Regions from separate parts of the Homo sapiens genome. Here region 1 is linked to region 2. The links are chromatin contacts, found by Hi-C or POLR2A ChIA-PET in ENCODE. All regions are on one chromosome and are shown on one strand. Each heading gives the region's core, a stretch centred on a gene start or an enhancer-like site at or near the end of the contact. The rest is flanking DNA. Distances are from core to core; before and after follow the strand shown.

Evidence for each region. Hi-C counts contacts between places; a loop is a spot of excess contacts on that map. ChIA-PET counts read pairs that join two places held with the same protein, here RNA polymerase II (POLR2A). Pooled maps may share reads with other maps.
Region 1: a loop to region 2 is called in a map of aorta, with 3 times the contacts of the local background. The contact joins the enhancer-like site here to the promoter of MAD2L2 in region 2. A Hi-C loop is called at or near these places in 2 of 168 maps with a recorded cell type or tissue (aorta and ascending aorta) and 7 of 50 pooled maps. POLR2A ChIA-PET finds 5 or more read pairs at or near these places in 6 of 52 experiments (H1, HepG2, WTC11 and 1 more).

What each region holds. Positions count from the first base shown.
Region 1 is chr1:11,782,469-11,786,879 of GRCh38, forward strand. C1orf167 (chromosome 1 open reading frame 167) reads left to right here. Exons shown (of 21, transcript NM_001010881.2): 15 at 1,706-2,125; 16 at 2,680-2,821. MTHFR (methylenetetrahydrofolate reductase) reads right to left here. Exons shown (of 12, transcript NM_005957.5): 12 at 3,255-4,411. Among named protein-coding and RNA genes, the nearest start is that of C1orf167-AS1, 5.1 kb to the left of the region's middle. Within about 2 kb of position 2,848, at least 22 of the 41 ENCODE cell types and tissues checked have a DNase peak (open chromatin) inside an H3K27ac peak, as active enhancers do; they include ascending aorta, where a contact is called at or near this core.
Region 2 is chr1:11,676,637-11,682,397 of GRCh38, forward strand. It overlaps MAD2L2 (mitotic arrest deficient 2 like 2), which reads right to left and starts at 4,512. Exons shown (of 9, transcript NM_006341.4): 1 at 4,403-4,512; 2 at 3,926-3,977; 3 at 3,717-3,835; 4 at 907-978; 5 at 212-312. The coding sequence starts at 3,965. RefSeq lists silencers at 3,834-3,893, 4,334-4,853.

The DNA of each region.
Region 1 (4,411 bases), core at 1,598-4,097, 100 kb after region 2:
GAGATCCTAGCCTGGAAACACAGGGCCATGACCACTGACACCTTATTACCTATTTTGGGAGTGGTGGCAAACCCCACCCCTAACCTGTGGCCCCAACAAGCCCCGGGAGTCCAGCTCCTGGCCAGGTCAGTTCTTTGGTTTTAGAGGATATGATTAAGATGGGAGAAATCAGCTGGGAACAGTGGATCATACCTATAATCCCAGCACTTTGGGAGGCCGAGGAAGGTGGATCACTTGAGATCAGGAGTTCGAGACCAGCCTGGCCAACATGGTGAAACCCCATCTCTACTAAAAATATGAAAAATTAGACGGGCATGGTGGCAGGTGCCTGTAGTCCCAGCTACTTGGGCTCAGGCAGGAGAATCACTTGAATCCGGGAGGCGGAGGTTGCAGTGAGCCGAGATTGCACCACTGCACTCCAGCCTGGGCGACAGTGCGAGACTCCATCTCAAAAAAAAAAAAAAAAAAGGAGGAGAAATCCACTCCTCGGAAATCTACCATAACGCCCATTGTGAGGAGTTACAGCAAGGAGAATTCTGCTGTACACTGTCGCTAAGAGAAGAGAGTGAAATCTTCATTTAAGTAAAGATGTTCTGGTGGAACATGTATACAGTTCATGAATGCATATTGTAAAACCAAGCAGAGGACACAGAATGGCTCCTCCCACAGTTCAGTACAAATTTGCGAATGTTCAGTGTCCCCGTGGGGCAGTGAACTGTTGGCTACAGAATGGCTGACGTCTGTGCTTTTGCATCTGAGGGTGTAGATGGTTATTTTGTTTGTTTGTTTGTTTTTTGAGACAGAGTTTCGCTCTTGTTGCCCAGGTTGGAGTGCAATGGCGCGATCTCGGCTTACCACAACCTCCGCCTCCCGGGTTCAAGTGATTCTCCTGCCTCAGCCTCCCGAGTAGCTGGGATTACAGGCATGTGGCACCACACCTGGCTAATTTTGTATTTTTAGTAGAGACGGGGTTTCTCCATGTTGGTCAGGCTGGTCTCGAACTCCCGACCTCAGGTGATCCGCCCGCCTCTGCCTCCCAAAATGCTGGGATTACAGGTGTGAGCCACTGTGCCTGGCCGTAGATGGTTTTTTTTCTTGGCTTCTCACTGAGTGAGAGATGGTGTTCCTCTCCCTCACCAACCACCTGGGCATGTGATGGGAGGCAGGGCATGGCTGATGTGGGACTTGAACCCATACTGCTGGTTCCCATCCCCCTCGCAGGGCAGCCCCTGCCCTCTGAGGCTGAGGTTGCAAGATGGAAAGCCAGTGCTTTCACCTGTTACTGGTCGTTTACTGTTTTGTGGGAGATTTGCAGGTGTAACTTTGAATAAATGTGACTTTTGACTCTGAGAACGAGACAAGCCCTCCCATGCATCTGTTTTTGTTTTGTTTCATTTTGTTTTTTTGAGATGGAGTTTCACTCTTGTCACCCAGGCTGGAGTGCACTTGCGCGATCTCGGCTTACTGCAACCTCTGCCTCCTGGGTTCAGGCAATTCTTCTGCCTCAGACTCCCAAGTAGCTGGGATTACAGGTGCCCACTACCAGGCCTGGCTAATTTTTGTATTTTTAATAGAGACGGGGTTTCACCACGTTGGTCAGGCTGGTCTCAAACTGACTTCAGGTGATCCACTCACCTTGGCTTCCCAAAGTGCTGGGATTACAAGCATGAGCCACCACACCTGGCCCAATGTGTCTGTTTTGCAGCTACTTCCAGGCCTGGTGTGAGGTTGTAAGAGACACGGGGGTGCTCCGGGCCCAGCATCAAGCCTTTCAGGATGGCCTGAGGAGAAGAGCACTGGGGGCCGTGTTTGCCACATGGCGGGAAGCCCAGGAAGTGGCAGCCGGGGCACAGGAGCAGCGTGTGGCCCAGGCCTCCCTTGCCCGCTGGAGAAGCTGCGGGCAGCAAGGCCAGGAAGATGGGCAGCAGAAGAAGGCCCGGGCCCCACAGGCCTTCCCAGCATGGCCAGTGGCCCCGGGCATGCACCATGAGGCCCAGCAGCAGGCAGGAGAGAGCGCTGGGGCCCAGGCAGCCCAGTGCTGGACTTGGTGCTGGGCTCTGTGGGTGCATGAGTCCTGTCGGGGCCAGGTCAGCCGAGCCCATGCTTCCTGGAAGCCGCGAGCCTGGTGAGTGCTGTGGTCTAAGTGCAGCCCCACTCTGTGCTTCCAGCTCAGGCCTCAAGCCTGTTTTTGGCAGGGGTAGAGCGTAATTCATGGCTGGGTGGCAGGGCAAAGGCTCAAGAGGGTGGTTGGGGGTGACAGGGAGAGGCCGCCCTGGCCATCTAGTCCTGGGCCACATCCTGACACCGCCTCTTGCTGTGTGTCCCCTCCTTGGGGAAGTCTCTAATGGTCATGCCTTGCAGTCACCAGCACAGCCAGCCACTCAGCAAGCGCCATAAACGCGCTCTTGCCAGGGAAGGGGAGGCAAAGTGGCACTGGCAGGACTGTCCCCTCTCTGCCCCTAAACAGGATGCTTGTCCCCGTCTGTGATTTTCTCCTTCCAGGTCGCTCTCCATCCTGTTTACCCAGATTCTCCCTCCAGAAAAGGGAGTGTGGGAGGTGGGTGGGCCCCAGCCTGGGGCTGGGCCCGGAAGGCCCCCTCCCGCAGGGCACTGGGGGGGCTCCCTGCAGAGAGTCCTGGCCTTTATGGCCCTGGCTGCAGACTCCTTCCTCTCCCGCAGGGTCCTAGAGGCCTCGGTGCAGTCGGCGGTGCGCGGCGGTGTCCAGCGAGCCATCCTCACCCAGCTCCGGCCGGCTGAGCTCAGGCGCTTCCTGCGGACAGTGCAGCTCAGGGTGCGGCTGGGACTGCCAGGGGCCGGCAAGGTACGCCCCAAGCCCCAGACTGACCTCACGCTCTGGCCCCGGATGGCCAGCAGGGGGAGCCTGCTGCTGGACGCCCCAGCCCCTTGGAAACAGGTGAAGGGAGCCTAGGCAGGGCGGGAGGTCCAAAAATGACCCTCGGACCACCGGCCTTAGAATCAGCTTGATTCAGCCGGTGGTGGCAGCATGGCTGGATGCCTCCCCAGGGGCCCAGCAACCTCGTATGCACCACCTCTCCCCAGTTCTCAGTCAGCCTCTGACAAGCAACTCTGAATCCATCAGCAAAGATGAACCTGGCACCTCTCGAGTGCCAGGCCACTGCAGGTCCGGCCGCAAAGACCAGCATGTTGGGTCACAGCCTGTTAGGGAGACATTGAAATGCATGCTTTCTCACGGTGCAGTTGAGGATCAGAATAGGTACACGAGGACAGTAGCATTTTTTTGTCAAGTTTTTTTGTTTATTTTTGAGACAGAGTCTGGCTCAATTGCCCAGGCTGAAGCAGAGGAGTGATCTCAGCTCACTGCAACCTCTGCCTCCCGGGTTCAAGTGATTCTCCCGCCTCAGCTTCCTGAGTAGCTGGGACTACAAGTGCACGCCACCACGCCTGGCTAATTTTTGTATTTTTAGTAGAGACGGGGTTTCACCATATTGCCCAAGCTGGTCTCGAACTCCTGAACTCAAGTGATCCTCCCACCTCGACTTCCCAAAGTGCTGGGATTACAGGTGTGAGCCACCGCGCCAGGCCAAGTTTTTTTTTTTCTTATTGGAAAAGTGAAATATGCTTATTACAGAAACCTCAGAAAATATAAAGTAGAAAAATACCAAAATTTCTTTCATAATTCTCTCTACCCAAAGGCATCGGTCAGTCCCTCTCCAGACCAGAAGCAGTTAGTTCTGACACCAACAAGTGGTGATAAGAGGTTGATAGCCTAGCAAGGGGGAAGAAGCCACCACCAAACCAAACACAAAAAATGACACTGCACAGCAGTCTGGGGACATGTCCTTGAAGGACACAGCCCCAAAGATACTGGCAGGTGAGGTAGTGTCCCTAAGATCAACAGGCATCATCATGAATCCTATTTCAGAATGCCACAAAGAATACGTTTTAGAGAAGATTCTAAGAGAAAAAGCTAAGGTGATTTTTTTTTTCAGTCGTTTTTTGTTCTCAGACAGTGTCTCACTCTGTCGCCCAGGCCAGAGTGCAGTGGTGCGATCACAGCTCACTGCAGCCTCAACCTCCAGGGCTCAAACGATCCTCCCACCTCAGCCACCTGAGTAGCTGAGACTACAGGCGTGTGCCACCACACCCGGCTAATTTTTTTTTTTTTTTTTTTGTAGAAATGGGATCTCACTATGTTGCCAGGGCTTGTCTCAAACTCCTGGGCTCAAGCGATCTACCTGCCTTGGCCTCCCAAAGCATTGGGCAGGCCCATTACGCCATGAGCCACCACACCTGCTGGTTTTTGTTTTTTAAATGGAATTGAAAGGAACTAGCCTTGGCTAGTTGCAGAATTCACACATATGGGGCTATGGCAACAGCAGATTCTGGAGTCTCAGGGTCTTTTCTTTCTAGATAAGTTACAGGGCAATTG
Region 2 (5,761 bases), core at 3,262-5,761:
TGCCCCCACCCAGGTGACCCTGGGTAGCTCATGTCATCTCTCTGGACCCATCTCAGCTGCTCACAGGCTGTCCCCTTGTCATGCTGGTGCTTCTTGCCCTTTCTCCTCCCAGGCCTTTACCAAGGTATTCAAGGGCCGCCTTAAAGGGGTGGGTGTGTTGCCAGAGACACACCTGATGCCAGCTAGTGGGCGAGGGGCAGGGGCAGCCCACCTGATGGACAGCAGTGGAGGCTGGGTGATCTCAAAGACGAATTTCTCCACTGGGCGGTGCTCTTTATCCAAAATCACCACCACCACTTTCTCCACATCATTCTGCAAAGAGAGGAACCCCCACTGCAGAGCCAGGCACCCCACCCCGACTACACCACCCTGCCTCCACCCCCTTGCCCAAGGAAGGAGGAGAAACGGCCCACTCACAGCCCTGCTCAGCTGCTAGGCTGGGGGTCCCCAAGAGGCCAGATAGCGAGTTTGAGAAGCCGGCACCCTCCAGCATGAGTGGTGTAGGCTGAGAGAATGCCCGGGCCCCATAGGGAAGGTCCCAGGAAGTCTGAGATCAGGACTAGATGGGGAAGAAACCCTGAGGGGCTCAGCTCAGACAGAACGTTTAGCGTGGAGAACAGGGGACGGATGTGAGAAGAACCCCGAACCCTCTGGGGCAGCCCCTACTTAGAGCCAGCTCCAACCCGGGCTCCCAGGCCCAAGGCACCCTGAACATGGCCCGCATGCCTTGGGGCCTGCCCCTGGGTTGGGATGGTCTCCAGAGTGCAGGGAACAGGCTTCTGGGTATTGGAGCCATGAAGACCCCACAGAGTCCTAGCTTCACCCCATCCCAGAGTTGGACTGTGAGCACACAGGGACGGGGGTGAGCATGGGGTGAGATGGCTGGGGAGCCCAGTGCACCCTCACCTTCTCCAGGAGTGGCTTGACGCAGTGCAGCGTGTCCTGGATATACTGATTCAGCTCCGGGTGGCAGGACATCTGCACACAATACCATGCGGCTCGTGAGGCCCAAAGCACAGATGGGGAAACCACCCAACACAACCAGGAGCCTAAGGCCCCATCTGCCTTCGGTCCGAGGCCCAGCAGCTCTCCAGGGCTCCCTACCCAGGAGACCCCACTTTCCCTCAAGAGGCTAAGAACTGGCCGGGCATGGTGGCTCACGCCTATAATCTCAGCACTTTGGGAGGCCGAGGCAGGTGGATCACAAGGTCAGGTATTCGAGACCAGCCTGGCCAATATGGTGAAACCCCATCTCTACTAAAAATACAAAAATTAGCCGGGCATGGTGGCAGGCACCTTAGTCCCAGCTACTTGGCAGGCTAAGGCAAAAGAATCGCTTGAACCCGGGAGGCGGAGGTTGCAGTGAGCCGAGATCACGCCACTGCACTGCAACATGGGCAACAGAGCGAGACTCCATCTCAAAAAAAAAAAAAAAAACCAGAGGCTAAGAACTGTGAACTTATCCATAGAGAAAGAAGTTAGAAGATAAGAACTCAGGCTGGGCACAGTGGCTCACTCCTCTAATCCCAGCACTTTGAGAGGATGAGGTGGGTGGATCACCTGAGGTCAGGAGTTTGAGACCAGCCTGGCCAAAATGGCAAAACCCCATCTCTACTAAAAATACAAAAATTAGCCAGGTGAGGTGGCACCTGTAATCCCAGCTACTTGGGAGGCTGAGGCAGGAGAATCACTTGAACCTGGGAGGCGGAGGTTGCAGTGAGCTGAGATCAAGCCACTGCACTCCAGCTTGGGCAACAAAGCAAGACTCCATCTCAAAGGAAAAGAAAGATAAGAACTCAATCCCAATATGAGCATTTAATATACCATTAGGGGTTCTTAATGTGGGGTCCATGGACTCCTCCAGAGTCTGAAAAATCCCTAAAGTTGTATCTTTGTGCACTTGGGCATTTTTCCAGAAAAAGGATCCAGGAAAATGTAATCAGATGTCAAAAGTTAAGAACTAAGGAACTGTGTGGCCTCAGGCAAATTCCTTAACTTCTCTGGGCTTCAATCACTTCATCATAAAGAAGAAGTGAGTAAATGTCAATTGTTTTTTCCTTTCCCCTCTAAAGGTGACCTTCAACTTACTATGGGTTTATGTTTGGATAAACCAATCAAATATCGCCAGCGGAAAATGCAGTTAATACACATAACATACAGAACATCATAGCTTAGCCAGGCCTACCTAAACACACTCAAAACACATTAGCCCACAGTTGGGCAACATTATCTAACACAAAACCTGTTTCATAATAAAGTGCTCACGCCTGTAATCCCAGCACTTTGGGAGGCCAAGGCAGGTGGATCACCAGAGGTCAGGAGATCGAGACCAGCCTGGCCAACACGGCGAAACCTTGTCTCTACTAAAAATACAAAAATTAGCCAGATGTGGTGGCACACGCCTGTAATCCCAGCTACTCGGGAGGCTGAGGCAGGAGAATCACTTGAACCCAGGAGGTGGAGGTTGCAGTGAGCCAAGATCACGCCACTGCACTCCAGCCAGGGCGACAGAGCGAGACTCAGTCTCAAAAAATAAAATAAAATAAAATATAAAATAAAAAATAAAGTGCTGACTACCTCAAGTAATGTCTTGAATACCATACTGGAAGTGAGAAAACAATGGTGGTGTGGGGACTTGAAGCGGGGACCACCTGGATGTCCTTTGAGCTTCTACCACTTATTCTCATGTTTCCTGAGTGCCTTCCAGAGACAGGCACTTCTAGGGACTGGAGCTACAGTGCGATGCACACTGCTTTGTCTGCCTTTTAGCCTTAACCCATTGAGTTTAGGATAAATGGTAGGGAGAAGATTTGGAGGTTTTTGGAAATACCCTCCTCACACCAAGGTTCACCAGCTTCACGAGCTCCTTCAAAGTGCCACCATGCCCCCAGGGTAACTTTTTTTTTTGGAGACATAGTCTTGCTCTGTCGCCCAGGCTGGAGTGCAGTGGCACGATCTGGGCTTACTTCAACCTCTGCATCCCGGGTTCAAGCGAGTCTCCTGCCTCAGCCTCCCTAGTAACTGGGATTACAGGCGCGTACCACCACACCAGGCTAATTTTTGTATTTTTAGTAGAGACAGGATCTCATCATGTTGGTCAGGCTGGTTTCTTGAACTCCTGACCTTGTGATTCGCCCGCCTCAGCCTCCCAAAGTGCTGGGATTACAGGTGTGAGCCACCATGCCCGGCCACCCCCGGGGTAACTCTTATCAGGCCTGGTCCCTAACTTCTGGCAAGGGGAACTCTCTTCTGAGGGGTGGGTAGGCATCACCACTTTGGAACTGGAAGGCATTGGAAGGCATGGGCAGGGCCCTGCGGAATGAGGTGGCTTGGCCCGAAGTGGAAGAGGTTTTTTTTTTTTTTTTTTTTTTTTTTTGAGACGGAGTTTCGCTCTTGTCACCCAGGCTGGAATGCAGTGGCACAATTTCGGCTCACTGCAACCTCCGCCTCCTGGGTTCAAGGGATTCTCCTGCCTCAGCCTCCTGAGTAGCTGGGATTACAGGCCTTGGCCACCACGCCCGGCTAATTTTTGTATTTTTAGTAGAGACGGGGTTTCACCATGTTTGTCAGGCTGGTCTCGAACTCCTGACCTCAGGTGATCCGCCCGCCTCGGCCTCCCAAAGTGCTAGGATTACAGGCGTGAGCCACGGCGCCCGACCAAAGAATTTTTAAAAGTCCACCCTGTACCCACTCTGTGGTTCTGGGACGTGCCTCACCTGGACCGGCACGTTGTACTTCTTGCGTTTCTGGAAGATGCCCACGGGGTAGACCTCGCGCACGTAGAGGATGAGATGCACAGCCACCTCCAGGAACTCGCAGAGCACATCGGCCACCACTGCAGGGGGGCACAAGCCGGTGGCGCGCTCGAGGAAGCCCGCCGGCCCAGACGCCCCCGCCCCCGGGCCCGCAGGTCCAGCCTCCCTACCTTGGCCAAAGTTGAGGTCTTGTCGTGTGAGCGTGGTCATCCTTCCCGCTACCTGAGTGTTGGGGCAAGGGCAGAGGGTAGTTCCAGAGACCCAGGAGCCCAGAACCCGCTCGCTTCCACCGTCTCTTCCCTCCCCACAGTCTGTGGGAACTGGGGAAGGACCTCCCGCTTCGCACAGGCTCAGGGCAGCTGGAAGAACCTCCACCCCCACGCTGGCGTCCGTGCTTGGGGGCATCAGCCTCTATCCACTGGCCGCCCGCGCCCCCTCGCCCCGCTGTCTCGCGGGGTGGAAAGACCACAGCTGTGCCCCCGAAAAGGGCAGGGCCGCGGACGCAGAGGGAAACAGCGGGATGCCCAGGGCCGGGAGCGCAAAGCGGGACATGCGGAAAGCGAAGCGGGGTTGGAATAAGACTCCGCCCCCTGCTACGCCGGATCCCTCCCGGCGGGAATCCCGCCCCCTCTCCCCTCCCCCAGTACCGGCTCTGCGCTCGGTTCCCGCCCGAGATCGGGCCCGGCCCCGCCGCGGGGAGCCACCGACCGGACCGATCGCGCCTCCCGCTCAACCCGGGGCCTCGGCGCCGCTCGGTGACGTTCACGGCGCTCCGGTGGGTCCTAGCGCCCGCCCCGCCCAGGCCACGCCCATTCCCGCACGGCCCAAACCGGGCCTCGCAGAGGGCGGTTCCGCATGCGGGGGCGGGTCTCCGAGGGGCGGGGGCCGGGCCTCGGCGTCCGGGAGGGGCTGAGACCCGCCGCGCCACCTCCCTTCAACTTCGGGTGGGCGCGAAGAAAACACAACGTTGATCTCCACGTTCCATTGGATCGCTACATATCTTCCCCCGAGGGCATTTCTCTCGCTTTAGCAGGCGCCGGAAGAGGGCTGGGGAGGGACGGGGGAGCGCGCAGCTGGGGACTAACGGCAGCCACATCTGAGCTAGCCCGAGTCACCATCCCTGCAGCTGCCCACGCAAAAGCGAATCCTCTGGCTCGGGGGCGGGAACAGGGGAGGACAGGATTGTACCGGTTGTCAAGGCCCGGGTGAAATTTTAAAAATAAAAAAAAGAGGGCGTGCACCGGCGTCGCCCCTGCTCCGCCCCCACCGGGTACCTAAATGCAGCCTGGCCTGACCGCCCAAGAGGATGAACCCTCCCCGCCCTACGCTTCATAACAATAGCTGACCTTTTTGGAGCTCCAGCCGAGTGCTGGGCACTGGGCTAAGTGTGTCCGTGGATTATCTCAGTCCTGGGAGTAACTCCATGAGGCAGTTACTGTGACTGTTCTCTTTATACAGATAAGTCAAGCGAGGTGCAGAAGGGTGAATAACCTGCCCGAGTCTCCCAGCTGGTGGGGTGGGCGATGGCCGAGGTGCCTCCTGCCACTACATTTTACTGCTCCCAAGTCCCCCAGGGGCGTGGACTCGGTCTGGAAGTCCTGTAAGGGCCCTCAGAGATGATATTACTAAAATAATAAAAAATAATGACTAACATCGAGCACTTCTTATGTGTCAAACACTGATTCCGTTAATTCTCTCATTAACCCTAGCAGCTAAGTCTCCATTTTATAGCCCCACTTTACAGATGGTTAAACAGGCCCAGAAACGTTCTCTAATTCGCCAAAATCACACAGTGGGAATACAAACCCAGCTCTGATGCCTCTTCTGACACCAGGGCTTCCACTTATTTACAGCCCCCTTATTTTACAAGTGAGAAAACTAAGATCTGAGAAGCAGCTACGGAGTTAGTGGGCAACAAGTCAGGACCAGAAGCCAAGAGGACTTTGTCTGTGACCTCCAGGGACGTAAGAGCTTGTTAGTCCCATCCGTCTGTTTGGACACAGATC